Regions from separate parts of the Mus musculus genome. Here region 1 is linked to region 2. A link is a contact called in ENCODE Hi-C or POLR2A ChIA-PET data. All regions are on one chromosome and are shown on one strand. The core of a region is the stretch at or near the end of the contact, and the rest is flanking DNA. Distances in the headings are between cores, read along the strand shown.

Region 1 (6,673 bases), core at 2,265-4,764, 47 kb before region 2:
ATCACTACTGGGCTTATCTTTACGTGTGGATCTAGCAAACTTGTTCTCAGTCCTATGGTTGAAATCTGAGGTGCCTTTTACTAGAGCCTTAGATTCTGGTCTCGCTCCTTCTTTTGTCTCAGCAACTACCTTTCCCTTAGACCCTGCCTTCACCTCTGCCACTGCATCTGATTTAGAGCCTGCCTTACCTTTCCCTTTGTCCCGGCTTTTGCCTGCACCTCGGTTGGCATTAGCAGCCTCCCTCTCTGCCACAGCTCTGGCTTGTGCACTTGCCCTTTTTTCTAGTTTAGCCTGTGCCCTAGCCTTATTCTTTGAACCAGTCATGGTTGAAGCACAGTTATATACACCTGTCGAGTCTTATCCTTAGTTCTCTGTTTGTTCCGGGCTGGAAACTTTATACTTGTTAACTTAGTCAGAGATAAACTTGGCAGAAAGAGTCCAAGACAACTGTCACTTCAGTCGTTAAGAAATTCCCCTTTTTTGACATACAGTCTCTTATCAACGATAGGGACAAATTAAAGACACACTCAGGTTAGGGAGAAGACGATGATTTCCAAAGGCAGACCCGTTGAAAGCAATCTTCTCCCAATCCAAGTCTACCAGTGGAGAAAGACCTAAGGTAGGAAAAAGAAAGACTTTGAGTGTCCTCCAACTTTGGTCGTTTATACAGACAGCTACACAGAAGGACATGAAAAGAGATTTGACTTAGGGGGTTGAAGGTACAGATTAGTAGTAGACTCTGCTATCTCATTTGACTTCTTGTGTATTTGCATCCAGACCATTCTTCTCTCTCCACCATACACAACAGATGGCTGCGGTGGGAGAAGCTAAGGAGCACCCAGCCCCTTTGGTCCCATATACTGGGATACACCATCAGGTACTTACAGGTTTTCAGAAAGGCTTCACTAAAGTGTGCTGATGTGATGGGATGAATTCCTCCTTCCTCACTTCCACTGATGAAAAGCCACCCAACTGACTTCAAAGGCAGCAGAACTATGGACAAAAATACACATGGGATCAGAATTTTGAGTATTTAACAAACTGACCTAAACTTGTATCTCCATGAATCTTAACACTTCCTCATACCCTGTTCTCTTATGGCTTCTCCTTACATTTTCTGACTCAGTATCTGCTAATTATCTATTGATACAATCTTTGCTCACTGGCCTCCCACTCTCTGTAATGAATGTGAGGGCAACAACGGTTGGAAAGCTGGAAAACCTTGGGGCCAAGGTGAGATCTGGTTTCATCTGTGTGGGTTCACATTCATATTCACCTAGAACCCTAATAAAGTCTTGTTCTCTTGCTTACCTTCTAAGTGAACAACTACTTACAAGTCTTTACAGCAGCGGTTCTTAATCTTTCTAATGCTGCGCCCCTTTAAAAGAGTTCCTCACATTGTATTGAACCTAAATCATAAACTTATTTTCATTGCTACTTTATAACTGTAATTTCGCTACAGTTATGGACTGTTATGTAAATATCTGATATGCAGCATGTCTGATACGTAACTGTTATGAAAGGATCATTTGATCCCCTACCCCTAGCCCCAGAAGGGTCACAATCCACAGGTTGAGAAACATTGCTCTACAAGAACCTAGAAAGAAACAGGTTTATGGATGAAAAAGGCAGAGGCAGAAGGCAACACCAGGAACAACAGCAACAACAACAATCCCACTAAAAGGATTGACAGAACTCCCCTAAAAAGGTTCACAGCACATGTTTCTGTATACTCAGGGTTATTAAATGTCTCCCACATGTTGTCAGCCCTGCCCTAACTATCCCTCATATGTGCTCAAGACCTGTAATCTGACTGAATATGCATCCTCCTAACGGTAAAGTCTTGCATTTTCCCATTCAGGGACTAAATTTCTTTGTCTGAGGAAAAAATACAAGGTATAAAAGTAGATAGTGGAACACATGCAACTATATTTGGGAAGAAGGCAGGGAAGCTAATGAAAACAATAATTCCAAGGTCATGTTTGAAATACCAGCCTCCCTTTGTATAGCTAGATCTTGCCTCACGTGCTATGAATGCCAGTCTTACCACAAAGCAGGATGCTCGGGAGATGCTATTCTTCCCTCTGGCTGGAGAAGAGTCGACCTACATAGAAAGCAAAAGATATTGAGGAAAATATTAAAAAAAATGTTGACCATGGTATAAAATTATAGGTTTATGGGCAGATTTCCAAAACCCAAGTTCAAATACCTCTGTTAAAGAATTAGGAACCAAGTACATGATCTCCATCAGCTCCCATGTGTGACCCAAATGGCTACCTTCAGAAACTGCATCCCACCCCCCCCCACCCCCCCCACCCCGTACTGCTGCTGTATAAAACTATGAGGGACAACAAAAAGTTGGGGATGATATATGGGGGTCCCAGAAAGAGACACTTAACTCCAATAGTGATTTCAAATATTCTAAATTGAACACCCACCTGCACAAAAAGTTCTTCTTTACTTTAAGTCCATTCGAACATTAAAACAAATGTTCAAGGTGAAATGTTGAGAAAATGGATCCTGAATATAAAAGATAGGACAATGTCATAATATTTATATAGCTAGGAGTTCTGTATATATGACCAACTCCTTATTATGACCAATTCCTTGCAGTAAATTAGGTACAGGAGTCTAAATACAGAGGGCAATAAAACAATCCTGTATTGAAGGCAGATGAACTTTTCATTCTTATGTTCTGACATCTTCATAATCGCCCCTCTAATGATGTTTCACCTTCCCCAGAATACACTACCTCTACCACCCTGACAAGAGACTTTGCCACCAAGCAGGAGTCTGTGGGAAGAGACAGCACCCACGATGCAGGGCACATGGATCCCTTTCTGGAATAAGGGCCCAGGTAGAAAGGCGACTCACCAAACAGCTGAACCATCACCAGAGTTGGCCACCTGCCTCCAACCCATGAACAGCAACCTCCAAGGGGCACCACCCCCAGCTTCCGCGCCGCCATTTCTCCCATAGTCGCCTCCCCCACAACCCTTGCAGGGCCCAAACACCAAAAAGGGCCGGGGGGAAAAGCCTGCTGCCAGGCCATCTGCTCTGCAGGCCTCCAGACCCTCAGACTCAAGACACTCTGGCTGCCACCCTGCGCCCGGGGCCCGGTTCGGGTTCCCGCTTCCTCCTCCCCACCGCCTGGGGTCTCCGAGCACCGCGCACACTCCAGGGAGGCCGCGACCTGCTGGCCTTCACTGGACTGTCAGGGCCGGGCAGTGGTCCTCAGTGTGCGACCACTCGGAGCCCTCGACACACCTCCACTTGCCTGGCCAGGCGCACGGCCCAGGTGTCCGGGCTCCCCCGCGTCCCCCTCCTGCTCCCGGCTGGTCTCTGTCCTCGGCGGATCCTCTCACAGAACCCCCACCGCTTTGCGCGCGAGTGGAATGGCAGAGACGTGTCCCGCCCCTACGTCTCTGCACCAAACAGGCAGGGGCTGCGCAGGATGCGGCAAGCACAGCTCACCTCGAGGGTGTCGGGAAGGGGGCGGAGGGATACTGCGCACGGGGCTCTACGCCCCCTCCTGGACCCACTGTAGTTCCGACTCGGAGTGGGCGGGGCCAGACAGCCCCACTCCTCTTGGAGAGGTGGGTTGCACCCGTAGGCGTCTGCAGACCCCTGTTCACCCTAACCAGAGACCACCACCACTTTTTTTTGGGGGGGGGGTGCCACAACAGTGTGTGAGATGGCTGAAATCTAGAGTCTATGAGGGCTTTGGAGAGGGGGACTATGGAGAGAAGGTGGTCTGGAGATGTGGAACAGGAGGGAGCAGCGGAGGGATACTGAGTGCTCCTGTACTTCAGTAGGAAGCTGGGCTTTGCTGGCCCCCAGCCCCTCCCTGCACTCCATCTCTTGCTACCCTTCAGTTCTCTCGTAGCTTCTGACGCCAGTAGAAAGGGAGGAGGGCTTTTAGTACTGCAGCTAGAGAGGGAACAGGTAGCCTAGCAACAGTCTGCAGAGAGGACTCTTGATTCTTCATGTTTTTCTCTCAATGCTTCATGGAGTTCCTAGAGGAAAAGAAATGGGAGCAACCATTGCAGCTTACATCGCTGCCCCCAGGGTAAAGCCAGACTTCTGTCCCTGGAAAACCAACCAGAGGTCTGGGGTAAAAGTCACTTTACTTCCTTTGACTTATTTGGACTAAAAACTCATCTAGTCACATATGACATAAAAGAACTGGGAGGTGGCGTGGGAGTAGGTTGGGACAGAGTAGGTGATAGGTCAACCCAAACATAGAATGTATGAAGAAGCCTTAAAGCAAACAACTAGCATGCAAGCGAATTTTAAAATATAATTTGAAGACAAAGGAGTTTGAACAGAGGTACCCTGCATGGGTGGACCAGGCTGCTGCTCTCAGAAGACACGACTTATTAAATAAAAATCCCAGTACCAAGCACTGCGAGTTACTGGTTAAAGGGGCCTCAGAGCAGTGGTTCTTAACCTATGGGTTGCTACCTCACTGAGGGTTGAATGACCTTTTCACAGGGGTCACATATCAAATATCCTGCATATCAGATATTTACATTATGATTCATAACATTAGCCAAATCACAGTTATGATGTAACAACGAGAATAATCTTGTACTTGGAGGTTACCATAAGACAAGGAACTGAATTAAAGCATCAGGAAGGTTGAGAACCATTGCCCCGGTGGCACCTAAAACAACAGAAGCTATTGCCACATCCTTTGGCTATTAAGACTCCACTGCTGAAGAATCACACTTTTTTTTTTTTTTTTGCTGTAGGTCAGAAAAACCAATATTTTAAAAGATTTTAATTTGTTCTTTTTTTTCTGAAAACCATACTTTATTTTAGATAGTAATATATTATTAACTGATGTGATACAAATTATGTATTAACTAACACTATAATAGAATTATTCAAATATAGTAAAATTATTTGAATAGAATTAGCCCTAAATGGAATAAAAGAGAATAAAAGAGAAAAGTATCAGGTTATGTAACTCCTCTCAAACAGATGAAGTGTGGGTAAAATCCAAAAATTTAATAAATGAGACAAAGAGAAGGTAGCTTTAGGTAGCAAGGAAAGACAGAGGTAGGCAAAAGGACACGAGTCATAAGAGAGGATGCAAAACATTCAATGCCATCATACCCCTGCCCCACTGAAGGAGATGTGCGGATTCAACGTTTTCTATATTGAAGTAGAAAACCCATTTTTTGCATCCCCAAAGAATCCTATATGTGTTACTCCTTTGAGGGAGGGATTGTGAACGTTGAGCTGTCCTTTCACTCCATTGATAATTATTGTAATAGGAATTAGACATGACTAGTCCCTGAATACATGTTACATTGATAGTCTGTATATGCTTGGCCCAGGGAGTAGCACTATTAGGAAGTGTGGCCTTGTTGGAGTAGGTGTGTCACTGTGGGCATGGGCTTTAAGACCCTCATCCTAGCTGCCTAGAAGCCAGTATTCTGCTAGCAGCCTTCAGATGAAGATGTAGAACTCTCAGCTCCTCCTGCACTATGCCTGTCTGGATGCTGCCATGCTCCTGCCTTGATGATAATGGACTGAACCTCTGAACCTGTAAGGCAGTCCCAACTAAATGTTGTCCTTGTAAGAGTTGCCTTGGTCATGGTATCTGTTCACAGCAGTAAAACCTTAACTAAGACAGAAGTTAGTACCAGGGGACTAAGGTATTGCTGTGATAGGCCGGACCATGCTTTTGCTTAGAAGAATGTGGATTTGGGGACTTTGCATTTTGAAAGCATTGGAACGCTTTAAGTGGGGTTTAATGAGTTTTTCTGGTAGGAATATGGAAGACTTTGTCGCGGAGAATGATTTAAATTGTGCGGAACTGGCCCAAGAGGTTTCAGTGGAGAATTTCAATATGTGGCCTAGAGACTGTTTTGTGGTATTTTGTGAAGAATATGACTACTTTTTGCCATTGTCTGAAGACTCTGCCTGAGGCTAAGGTGAAGAGACTCAGATTAATTGCATTGACAAAGGATGTCTCAGAAACACATCATATATTTTGTTCTCTGGTTAAGTCTTATGAAGAGCATCTTAAACAAACTTAGCCAGCTGAGAAAGGAAAAATATAAAATACATAGTTCAAGTATTAAAGGAGCACCAGGAAGTGAAATGGAGCCTAATACTGTGCTCTAGGAGTGAACAGATTAAGGGATTCTGGGGAAAGATCCTACCCAGCTAAATTTAGATCCAGGCATGGTAGTACACACCATTAATCCCAGGAGACAAAGCAAGCCACGCAGATCTCTGAGTTCAAGGCCAGCCTCAAATAGAGCAAGTTCTAGTTGAAGAAAAGCTTAAATCCAGGCATGGAGTTACACACCTTTAATCCCAGGAGACAGGCATGCAGATCTCTGAGTTGAAGGTCAAACTACAGAGCAAGATCAATGACAGAGTTTAGGTAGTGAGGGAATAGGTAAAGAGGAAGCTATTGATAATGTAATAGAACAAGGGAGCCATGTTCCAGTTCTGCAAGCAGTAGAACTCAGCAGCTTTGGCCATGTGTCTCTGGCCTTATAGTCAAGACTAGAAGGAGACTACTGGGACAAATGATGCTGGTTAGCTGGAGCTAAGAAATTAGTGGTGACACATGATATGCACTCACTGGTAAGTGGATATTAGCTCTGAATACCCAATATACAATTGGAAAAACACATGAAACTCAAGAAGA
Region 2 (6,576 bases), core at 3,147-5,646:
TCCAGAAGCCCCTTCAGGAATGATAAAGGGTCTTGGGGAAGGGAACCCAAGCCCATGGCAAGGAGGTTTGAATTCGATGGTAACCTCGTCCCAGGTTTTGGGCCTGGATGCTAAATTAAGATCCTCTTCTGGATCTCTGTACCTGCTCTTAGCTGTGTACACAGGAGTAGGATTTGGGTCAAAGCAGGCCTCATCCCTATCCCAAAACCAGGACCCAAATAGTGCCTCTTCTTCAGACTCAGGCCTGACCTCATCTCTGGCCACAGCCCCCAAACTAGGCTTTTCTTCGGTCCAGAACAGGGATCCACCAATGGCCCCCTCTTCAGCCCCTGGTTCAGCGTCACAGATTGCTGAAGCTCCAGCCTCCACATTAGTCTCCTGTTCTGCCCAGAACCAGGACCCAATAATGACTTCCTCCTCAAGCCTGGACTCTTGTTCGACTGTTTCATCATTTTTAACATCTTTTTCGTTCTCATTTTTCAAGGTCTTATTAGGCTCTTCCTTGTCTCGGCGCCTAAATCTATTACCCTCTTCCCCAGGCAAAAGCCAGGACTCTTTATAGATCTCATCTTCATCTTCAAAATAGTCCTCTCTCTTTGTCCTGATCTTGGGTCTGGCATTCGCCTCATCCCTGCCTCTGGCCCTAAACATGTCATTAGTATTTTCTCCAGCCCAAAAGCAGAATGGGTTACTGGCCTCATCCTCGGACCCAGACAAAGAATCAATATAGGGATCTTGTTTGGATCTGGGCTTCGACCTGGCATTAGTCTGATGTTTAGCCCTGTGCCTGGACCTAGTGTTCACCTCTTCCCTGGGCCATGATCTGATACTAGTCTCCTCTCTAGTCCAGAAAGAAGACATTGTAGAGTTTTCATCTGCAGACTCATTAGAGGTCTCCTCTCTGGCTCTGGGCCTGGGATAGCACCAAGAACCCATATTAGCCTCTTCTCTCGGTCCAAACCAGGGCTCGATTCCAGGCTGACCCTGGGTGCCAGAAAAGATTTCACTACCCATACTGGCCAGTTCTGTATTCATAGACAGACTCTTAGATTTAGTAACAGTTGCAGACCCAACATTGACTGGTGGCCATGTGACAGAATTAGATAAGTGTGCTCTCTCAGCACGTGGCATTGCCTCGGCTCCAAACTCACTGTGGGCCCAAGCCTGGGCATCACCCTTAGGCCTTGCTCCTGGGATTGGCTTGGCCTCAGTCTTAGGGCGAGCACCACCTACTGCCCTGGCATCGGTTTTAGGCCTGGCCCCAGACATTAATTGAGCCTCAGATCTCGGCCTTGCTCCACTCATTCGGTGTCTTGTTCCAGACACTGACTGGGTTTCAGTTTTAGGCCTTGCCCGAGAGGAAGATTTAGTTTCAGTTTTGGGCCTAGCACCACTTGTTGCTGGAGCCTGAGGCCTGACTTTGGGTCTGACCACCAGAGGGGCTTCACTTTCTCTCTCAGCCCCACCTGCGACCTCTTCCTGAGGCTTCTTATCAGGCTTGGCCTGAGAACCGGTCTCAACTTCTGCCCCAGTCATGGTACAAGTTAGAAGGCTCAATTTAAGAATGCCTACCAAAGCCTCAGTCTCAATGACAGGTCTGTCACAGTATTGTACCTTCCCACTCTGACCTTTGAGTACTCAAGATATATAGTGAGGAACAAGGTGTAAATGACCAACTAATCCAGTACCAATGAGACTCCTACCCAAGCAGTCTCAGTCAATAACACAGATACACTGCAGAAGAGCTGAAATCAAGCTGGAGGACGATGGACAGGTCCTGGGTGAGTGCAGACCTGATGATTGCACTGGTCAGCAGCAACCTCAGCACCACCAAGCAGCCACGGCAGGCGACCTAGGAGAGAGAAGCACGGGGAAATCAGGCCTACGCAATTCTGTTGCCTCCTGGAGAAACTTACAAAGAGACGCTGGTGCGTAATGCTGAGGGGAAGAGCTCAGCCATGAGAAAATCCCTGTGTTCCTTTTGCCTGCTGGGAAACAGGTACAGAGTCCAGGAGAAAGTGCACACACTAGCAATGGACAGAGAGGGGATCCCCAAGTCTCACAGTAGTCACTCTGGGGTGATTGAGATTACCCCACCTAAAAGTGAACCCCTCTCCCATACCCACCTTCACAGATGTGGTGCAGGTCTCCCCTCTTCTCTGCGTTCAAGTGGTGTTAAAGACCAACAGCTGACTCACTGCAGGGAGTCCTACAAGTGCATGAAACAAAATGGACTCTCAGTGCTTGGAAGATGGGCACAGATCCCTGAACCCAAACAAACAACAACAAAACCATGCCTGCTTCTGTCTAAAGTCTCTGTTCCCTGGTCTTCTCCTGCGGGTCATAGTCTAACTCACACCTACCTCAATATTCTTAATATCCCTAAAAGGAAATAAAGGATGCCACACCATTGAGCAAATTAAGGGGGCAGTGATCTGAATTTGGTTAGAATCTGAATTTGCCTCCTCAGTGGCTGGCTCCTGCACTGCCCTGAGTCTCACCAACCTCCAAGATCTGAGACAGTCGCCTTGAAGCCTTCTTCCCTTGCTTGAAGAACTGGCTAGCCTTAAAGCAGGGCTGTGGACAAAGACATGAAAATGTCTGACAATCAGGAAATGATGGCAGCAGCTTTGTGCAAATTAAGGGGACAATAAAGGCATCGGGCACCCTCTTGGGTTAGAGCAATCTGAATTTGCCTCCTCAGTGGCTGGCTCCTGCACTGCCCTGAGTCTCACCAACCTCCAAGATCTGAGACAGTCGCCTTGAAGCCTTCTTCCCTTGCTTGAAGAACTGACCAGCCTTAAAGCAGGGCTGTGGACAAAGACATGAAAATGTATGACAATCAGGAAATGATGGCAGCAGGTGTGGGCAAATTAAGGGGACAGTAAACACCCTCTTGGGTTAGAGCAATCTGAATTTGCCTCCTCAGTGGCTGGCTCCTGCACTGCCCTGAGTCTCACCAATCTCCAGAGATTTGAGACAGTCGCCTTGAAGCCTTCTTCCCTTGCTTGAAGAACTGACCAGCCTTAAAGCAGGGCTGTGGACAAAGATGAAAATGTATGGCACTTATATGATGGTAGCAGCTGATCATGTTATGAATGTCACCAAGGATATGAACCAGATCATGTGTCTTTCAGCATTTAGGGTCCTACTGCTGGAACATTCTAGATTTATTTAGCCTGGCTGTAGGGCTCCTGAGGTAACACCCCCTTCTTTGATGTCATCCTTATTAGTCCCTTCTGCAATGTTGAAGATCCGCCACTAGGTGGCCATATTTCCTTTCCTTGCGCAGCAAAAAATGGGGGAAGGGCGCAGCACATTCTAGAAACCAGGTTCTGAAGTGGTCCTTGGATTTATGACTCCGTCATCATCCCCAAACCATCTTTTCAGACCCCAGATTTGGGAGGGAGGGGAAAGGCAGTGTGGAAGGTACCTACAAGGTTGTGAGAAATGAGATTAGGAGACACTAATGGATATCCCACCTGTTCTGGCCAGTCACCCCCACCATTTTTTGCATCTCCACTCACTGTCTGGTGCCCATCCCCATTACTACACACCTCCAGAAATCCGCGCTGTTTTTTCTCTTCTTCTTTTCTCAAGCTTCTGGTCTATAGATGCTCACCGTGGCCTGTCAGAATATGCCAGACCTACCATGCAGACAGGTCACTTTCCATCAATCAGAAGCCTGTGGGGAGTGACAGCACCCAGGATGCAGGGTACCAGGGCCCCTCTCAGGAACCATTTCGGAGCCCTAATAGCCGAGGCGACTCACCACCCACCAGCTGAGTTGGCCCCCTGCACCTGCACCCACATCCATGGGCTCCAGGCTTGCTGTCCTCCTCCCCCGCAACCCCCCACCGCCATTTCTCCTGTGGCCACCTACCTCATAACCTGTGTTGGTCCCGGACTGACACCTGGAGGGAGGCTGTCAGGTTGTAGGCTCTGCCACCCTCCAAAACCCGCAGACTTTGCCTCCTCAGCCGCCCCCTGCTCCTGCGGCCCTGCCTTAGTTCCCCGCTTCCTCCTCCCCACCACGGTCTGGGGTCTCCGGGCACCGCGCACACTCCAGGGAGCAGCTGCGACCCCTTTGCCTCCACTGAACTGTCAGGGCCAGGCAGTTGTTTGCAGTGCGCGACCGCCCAGAGCCCTCGACACACCCCCACTTGCCTGGCCAGGCGCACGGCCCAGGTCCCTGGGCTCCCCCACGTCCGACTCCTATTCCTGGGTGTTCTCTGTCCTCTGCAGATCCTCTCACTGGCCTTTAACGCTTTGCGCGCGAGTGGAATGGCAGAGATGTGTCCTGTCCCCACGCCTCTGCACCAAACAGGCAGGGGCTGCGCAGGATGCGACAAGCCAGCTCTCCTCGAGGGTGTCGGGAAGGGGGCGGAGGGATACTGCGCACGGGGCTCTACGCCCCCTCCCGGACCCACTGTAGTTCCGACTCGGAGTGGGCGGGGCCAGACAGCCCCACTCCTCTTGGAGGGGTGGGTTGCACCGGTTAGGCGTCTGCAGACCCCTGTTCACCCTAACCAGAGACCACCACCACTTTTTTTTTTTTGGCGCCACAACAGTGTGTGGGATGGCTAAGACCTAGAGTCTATGAGGGTTTTGGGAAGGGGGGGACTATAAGGAGGAGAAGGTCTGCAGTTAGGGAGCAGGGGGGAGCAGCGGAGGGATACTGAGTGGCCCCTAGATTTGCACTTCAGAACGAGGCTGGACAGTGCCTACCCATCACAGCACCCACTCTGTACTCCCTCCCAACCTCCCCCCCCCTTTCTGTCGCCAATGGAAGGGGAGGGGGGCTGTTAGTAATGCAGCCTGAGAGGGGACAGGTGACCTAGCAACAGCCAGCCAGCCAGTAGGTTCCTGTTGATTCTCCCATGTTTTCTCTTACTGGCTCATGCAACCATGAAGAGGAGAGCATTTTTGAATCTAAAGGATAGGACATGGGGGCTTTCATTACAACCCCCACCACTGTCCACTTTTCAAAAGGGAGATAGAGGCACAGAGGGATGGAGGGAGGGAGAAAAGAAGAGAGGGGTGGAGAGAGAGAGAGAGAGAGAGAGAGAGAGAGAGATGTTCTCATTCTAAGGAGCAATACCCTTGGGTTACTTATTGACTTATTGTCTGTCCCCACAATTGTCCTTTCCCTGTCAGTATTTACAGGGTGCCATAGAGACCTACAGCCTAGTGTTGGGAGCCATATTGGGCCTGTTCAGTTTCCTTGCCTATGGTTCTCTGAACTCATCTCTTCCCAGTCAGGTCCAAGCTCTTGTTTTTGGCAGCATGCATATGCAGGAGGATCAACTAGCTTGGATCTCAGCCACAACTCGATTCACTGTAACTGTCAGGGAAACCACCCTCTGTGCATTTTTTCTCTCACAACCCACCCCTGGCTGACTTTGAGTCTTTTCTTTTACCCCACCCACAAAATTCCCTCTGCTCTCCATCCTCTTTGCTTGTTTTGTGAGAAAATCAGGAATGGCCTTAAGCACACAGTAAAGCTGCCGGGCTTGCTCATCTAGAAATTCCTTTAAACACCTAGTTAGTTTGCAGCAAAACAACAACCCCAAGGATATGTGAACATACATTATTCGGCCAAGGAGAACTGAGGTTTCAGGTGGAACTCCAGTTGCAAATAGTGGGATCTAGCACACAATTCTGCTAGATGAGTCTACCCAATATAACTGTAAAGATTATAGGTGTGGCATAAATCCTGTGTTTGAAGGAAACAGCATGTGGGGAGGGGGCAGCTGAAAAGTCCCTTATTAGCTTTGAAGATGTAAGGACTACAGTAGCCATAGAATGTAACCTGTCTCCAGAACACAGGAAGAAAACCAATGAAGATTCTCCCTTGTAATCTTAGAAGGAAAGGAACTCTCATAAGACCTTTACATTAGTGTCAGTTTTTAAAATAATTTCTAACTTCCATAATTGTAAAATAATAACTATATCTTTTTTGTTTGTTTGTTTGTTTTCGAGACAGGGTTTCTTTGTGTAGCCCTGGCTGTCCTGGCACTCACTTTGTAGACCAGGCTGGCCTCGAACTCAGAAATCCGCCTGCCTCTGCCTCCCAAGTGCTGGGATTAAAGGCGTGCGCCACCACCACCGGGCAATAACTATATCTTATGCTACTATATTTGTAATACAGTTGACTGTCTAGCCGCTGTTTCACCTCTATATGTTCAAAGAACCCTGGATGGAAAAAGACTTTGTCTTACTAACATGCTCCCAGCAAGAGAGTTCCACGAGCCTCATAAAATGTACACTGTAGTCAGCATCTTAAACCTTTTGAAAGAACAATTTATTATTTTATGTGTATTTGTGTTTTGCAGGCAAGTGCGTTGGTGTACCACAGGCTTGCTTTGTACCTGCAGAGGTCAGAAGGACATGGGATCCCTTGTTACTGGAGTTAAAGATGGTTGTGAGCCAAAATCTGGTTGCTGGGATTAAATTTAGGTCTTCTTCAAGGGTAGTAAATGCTCTCAATAGCTGAGCAATCTCTCTAGCCCCTTGCATTCAATATTTTAAGCAATCTAAAGCAGACAAAGTTATATTGGAGAAAGTACATATGGT

What was found. Hi-C counts contacts between places; a loop is a spot of excess contacts on that map. ChIA-PET counts read pairs that join two places held with the same protein, here RNA polymerase II (POLR2A).
Region 1: a loop to region 2 is called in a map of left cerebral cortex, with 2.3 times the contacts of the local background. The contact joins the promoter of Bhlhb9 here to the promoter of Gprasp2 in region 2. A Hi-C loop is called at or near these places in 2 of 37 maps with a recorded cell type or tissue (both left cerebral cortex). POLR2A ChIA-PET finds 5 or more read pairs at or near these places in 1 of 5 experiments (Patski).

What each region holds. Positions count from the first base shown.
Region 1 is chrX:135,882,692-135,889,364 of GRCm38, reverse strand. Bhlhb9 (basic helix-loop-helix domain containing, class B9) reads right to left here and starts at 3,514. Exons shown (of 5, transcript NM_001098222.1): 1 at 3,278-3,514; 2 at 2,439-2,520; 3 at 2,048-2,104; 4 at 886-993; 5 at 1-614. The coding sequence starts at 324.
Region 2 is chrX:135,836,854-135,843,429 of GRCm38, reverse strand. Gprasp2 (G protein-coupled receptor associated sorting protein 2) reads right to left here and starts at 4,396. Exons shown (of 6, transcript NM_001359371.1): 1 at 4,168-4,396; 2 at 2,961-3,037; 3 at 2,740-2,811; 4 at 2,506-2,577; 5 at 2,127-2,209; 6 at 1-1,852. The coding sequence starts at 1,536. It also overlaps a transcript of Bhlhb9 not described here.